2 separate regions of the Homo sapiens genome follow, and region 2 is linked to region 1. Evidence: chromatin loops called from intact Hi-C (ENCODE). Cell type or tissue: gastrocnemius medialis. All regions are shown on one strand.

Region 1 (2,500 bases):
GCCAACACACAGCACCCAAGAAACCCGAGGCAGCTGCACAATCAGGCCTGTGCCACGCTGCTCTGGGCCTGTCCTTTCATTCTCACGCCAGCTCAGTTGTCCCCTGCCCACACTCTGCCCTCAGCGACCCACCCCTCCACTGTGCCAGTCTGGGAGTGAGTTCGTGCAGGTCTCCTTGTTGGGGGTACCACTTGCATCTTGCTCTGTGCACCCCCTCCTCTTGGTAACCCCAGGGCAAGGCACATGGGGGTGACTCGACGGAAGTGGAAGGACAGAAGACCACTGTCAAGGAAAAGATGGTACCCAGGGGATACAGTGGCTGGTGAGGCCTGGCTGCCTTGGAGCAGGGAGCCATGGAGACTGGGGGTGGGATCTGCCTCCAGGTCAGTGGATCTCAGCCCAGCTGCACACTAGAGCACCCAACAGAGCTCTTAAGAACTCCAATGCCCAGGCTGCACACCAGACCTCCTGAACAACAACCTCTGCGGGAGGACCCAGGCCTCCTCAGATGACTCCAGTGTGCAATCAAGGTGGATGGAAAACCGCTGTTCCAGGTCCTCGATACTCAGTGGAATCTACAGAGCAGCAGCAGCAGCATCACCTGGCGCTTGTTAGGAATGCGGCGTCTCAGCCCTTCCCCGTGCTTGCTGAATTTGAGTCTGCATTTCAATGAGATCCCAGGTGCTTTGGGTGAGAACAAATGCTTCTGGCGGCCTACTAAGAGGTAACAGGTATCTCAGAAAGGTAAAGGGGGTATGGCAAAGGGAGTTTGGGAGTAGGAGAGATGAGACAAAGAAGGCAAGCCAGGGTCAAGCAGCCCTGGAGCATCAAGGAAATAGTGCAGGCAGGCTATGTGTGTGGGGTGGGGCAAGAGTGTTCAGGTAGGTTCTGGGCTCCTTCCTGAAGAGCAGAAACACAGGGCAGGGCTGCACTAGACTGCAAGACCACAGACCCCAGGGCTCCAGAACAGGGCCCTGGAGGGTGGGTTGGGGGCTGGGAGGCTGGGCTGAAGCCGCAGGCTTTTGGTTGACCAGTGTTTGAAAATCCCAAGCTGCCAATAAAATTTCATCTGAAATTCAGATGACTCGGACATTCCTAGAAGACTGTGTTTTAGCAGTGAAATAGAATGTGACCAGTTTCAAAAGATTCCTGAGTGGTTCAGTAATGACTCAAGGGGCTTAGTGGGCCAAAGGGGAAATCAGCGTTGACTGTTTAATTAGAGAAGGTGCTTTCCTTCTGTCTTCAGCGTCGGCCCATCAAGGCCCCAGGGCTGGTTCTCAGGGTGGTGTTATCCCCAGAATTGCCACGAGAGGGCAGGCGTTTCCCAATGTCCTGTCTTGGTGCTGCTGTAGGGAGGGTACAGCTCCAGGGGCCCGGCTTGGGCTGCCAGAGTCTGCAAATACCAACAAGCAGATGGCATGTCCTGGCAGGTGGGCGAGTATTCTACCATAAGGTAGTCACTCTTGAGGCCTCAGAGAAATCCTGGGGTGGGAGGGGAGGCTGAGTACCTTCACTGCTTCTGCTTCATAGTCTTAGGTGTTTGCATAAAAAATTCAAAGAATAAATTCTAGAATATGAAAATGAACTGACAAACTTCCGGCAGAGGCTTTATATGCGATAAAGCCACAGGGGTGACCTGGAAGGAGCTGGCTCAAGCCACTGCTCTGTCAGGCAGCGTTCCCAAGCCTGGCACTGAAACAGCCCCAATCTGGAAGGGGAAGTAGAGCCGTGTGGCGCCAGGATGGGGAGGGCTGTGCTTGCTTCTGTGGGGCCTGGCCTCTCCCACCCCACAATCCACTATGCAATTGGTCTGCAGTGGCTGCCAGGCTGTCTGTGGCTGGGAGGACACGTGGTGGCAGAGAGGGGAGTGACTGCACTGAATCTCCTGAGGTGCAAGCTGGGGAGTGGCTAGAGCAGGGGGACCGTGGAGACCCTCAAGGTGTCCTAAAAGGGGCTCACAGGCAGTGGAGAGTCACGGCATCAGCCCATCTCCCTGAAGGCAGCCAAACTAGCTAACCCTGTCGGCCCTACTTTGAGATTTTCATCCTTCAAGTTCTCAAGGAAGGAGCTGAGGGAGGTGATCAAAATGAGACTGGAAGCTGCCTGGTAGCAGGAGCCAGATCGAAGCCTGGGGCCCTGGGCTTCCCCAGCTGCTGTCACTCTGCCTTCAGGAAGGCTCTGCTAGACAAGGGCTCAAAAGCTTTCTGGACTGCAGAGCTCTCCAGCAGTGGATACAAGCTATGCCCTTACACCCCCCAAATGCACAAAACTACAGCACTGTGCATAACATTCCAGGGAGTGCACGGACTCCTTGAATCTCACTGACGGATAATCTAAGGATACCCAGGCTCCAGGTTAAAGCCCCAGGATTGGGTAATTTGGGGCCCCGCCTAGCTCCACTCGTGCCAGTTCTATGATGCTGAACACCTGTGTCCTGGGTGTCACAGCTGACTTTGCCAATGGTTTTGTTGGTCAGCAAAACCCCTGGGTCCCACTTTAC
Region 2 (2,500 bases), 180 kb before region 1:
AGCCAGGTGTGGTGGCGCATGCCTGTAGTCCCAGCTACTCGGGAAGCTAAGGCATGAATCACTTGAACCCGGGAGGCAGAGGTTGCAGTGACCCAAGATCGTGCCACTGAACTCCAGCCTCGGTGACAGAGAGAGACTCTGTCTCAAAAAAAAAATAAAAATAAAAATTCAAGACAGCAATGGCAGAGCATCAAATCAAGTGTGTCTTACCCCTCCATGCACAGGGTTTCTGTGAAGTTGGCCCTGCCTCTGAGACAGGTCCTAATACCATCTTTCAGCCACTGAGAAATAAATAAACTAATATCCTTCACAAGTTAACACAACTAGTAAAGAGATGGGACTGCGACTGAGACTCAATCCCACACCCCACAGCTGTCCGTGAGACTCAGACCCACACCCCACAGCTGTCCATGAGACTGGTTATGAACCTGTGGTACTTGAGTGTGTCCAGATGGGAATAGTTTTGTTTGTTACCTGGGTTATCATGGACATATGCCAAGATGATTCTGTATTAAAACCAACCAACCCATAATCTATAGTACTCTTGTCCTGAGGGGATCAATGGGGAGTAGCCAGTGGGGAGGAGATAAAAAGACCACATGGGGTCATTACACGAGGAGGAGAAAAATTAACCCTTTAAAAATATATATATGGAGCTGGATGCAGTGACTCCCTCCTGCAATCCCAGCACTTTGGGAGGCCAAGGTGGGTGGATTGCCTAAGCTCAGGAATTCAAGACCAGCCAGGGCAACATGGTGAAACCCCATCTCTACTAAAATATAAACAATTAGCCAGGCGTGGTGGTGCACACCTGTAATCCTAGCTACTCAGGAGGCTCAGGCAGGAGAATCACTTAAACCCAGGCGGTGGAGGTTGCAGTGAGCCAAGATAGCATCATTTCACTACAGCCTGGGTGACAGAGAGAGACTCCGTCTCAAAATATATAAATATAAATATATATATAAATATATAAATATATATAAATATATATATAAATATATATAAATATAAATATATAAATATAAATAAATATAAATATAAATATATATATATATATATGAAGGCTGTCATTTCTTTCCAAATCACATTCTGAGGGTAGCCCAGGGATACCCTCCCAGGCCCAGATCTTAGGAAGGGATGAGGCCATGGGAAGGAGCTGTGCCCAGTGGCTTTGGGGGAAAGCTGCATTTTCCTCATCTTTCCAGAAGGGGGAACCCAGGCTGGCTAGCATGGCCTGGGAGTGGTTCTGAGCAGTTTGGCCAAAGGCACTGGCATATTCCCAGCCATGGCGCTTACCTTCTAGTGTTCTGCTTTCTTCTAGAAGTACTTCTCCTCTTGCCGAGATCCAGGTCCTGAGCAAAATGACAAAGAAAGGGAAGGAAGGAGGGACCGACGGAGCTCTAAAGGGAATGGATTCCCTGAAGCAGGACTGGGCGCCTTTTTTGCAGAGAGGCCAGCCTCTTGCCAAATGGGACAGGTTTGCAGCAGAGGCCCTGGATGGACGAGTGCCCTTCACTGAGACAGGCAGTAGTAGAGATGGGAAAGATGAGGCAGGGAGGTGCAGGTCGGCACTGTGAAGAGGCTGCAGTAGAGCCATGAATGACCTGGAGCTACCATAGGACACAAAGCGGGGGTGGTGCACAGAGCAGGGTGAGGAGCCTGTGGTGTCTCTTCCAAGCCTTGGAGGATAAGCTGGATTCTTCCAGACACAAAAGGAGCAGGAAGGTCTCCTAGGAAGAGGGAACGGTCTGGCAGACAGAAGGAGGCAGTGTGTGAATCAAGTGCTTTTGGGGGAAAACGTGGGCAGCTAGGAGAGGCTGGAGCCAGAGGTGACTATGGGCAGTGGCACAAGCAGAGTCATGGAGACCGGGAGAACCCATAGCCACCCCAGGCAGGCCCACATGGCCGGACGGTCAGGGAGGAAGCAGCAGGCACGAAAGACAGAAAGGGATATTTGGGTGAGCATGGGAAGCCCAAGTGCCACGCTGAGGAGCTTGGAGGTGATTCTCTTGGAAAAGGGGAAACCTCCCATTGCCTGGCTGAAGAGATTTAAGTGGGGAAATGGATGAACACAGCTATGCCGGGGAAAGAGGAACACTTAGATGTGACAAGCAAGACAAGCAACAACAAGGACATGTGTCAGGAGGGCCGGGAGGAGATGGGACCGAGGAGGATGGTGCGCATGTTGACTTGACGAGTGGCTCCCCTCTCTTCCCCAGAAATGGGCGGGACAGGGGCAAGGCTGGTTTGGGGGAAGGGTGTGAATGGGCGATAAATTAATCTCAACCATTGACATGGGGTGAAGGAAGAATTTCTATTTGTAATCCTGAGGATGGTGGAAAAGAATACCCCTTACTTGTGACTTACAGATATTGTTAAATATATTGAAAAATACATCTGGGTTGACATCCAGTTAGCAAGATTCCAGGGAACAATGCTGCTTTGTGAATTGTACCATCCCAGAGTGGGAGTGACTTCAGGTTTTTCGCTGTGCTCCAAT

What was found. A loop is a pair of places that touch in the nucleus more often than their neighbours do. Peaks named below come from ENCODE experiments on the same cell type or tissue, not always from the same donor. Only the 100,000 strongest peaks of a DNase experiment are listed, where the experiment ranks them.
Region 2: it touches region 1 in a loop (3-fold over the local background); 3 of 110 quality-filtered maps call a loop at or near these places.

Annotation. Positions count from the first base shown.
Region 1 is chr15:76,149,941-76,152,440 of GRCh38, reverse strand. All of the region lies in intron 3 of TMEM266 (transmembrane protein 266), which reads right to left. Among named protein-coding and RNA genes, the nearest start is that of TMEM266, 91 kb to the right of the region's middle. RefSeq lists enhancers at 146-776, 1,072-1,161, 1,532-1,621, 1,245-1,823 and a silencer at 2,097-2,360. In gastrocnemius medialis, CTCF peaks have their summits at 1,087 and 1,297 (motif pointing right); a DNase peak (open chromatin) is centred at 1,320; H3K27ac peaks cover 1,284 bases.
Region 2 is chr15:76,329,200-76,331,699 of GRCh38, reverse strand. No RefSeq gene overlaps it. Among named protein-coding and RNA genes, the nearest start is that of ISL2, 6.3 kb to the left of the region's middle. In gastrocnemius medialis, a CTCF peak has its summit at 1,197 (motif pointing right); a DNase peak (open chromatin) is centred at 1,267; H3K27me3 peaks cover 476 bases.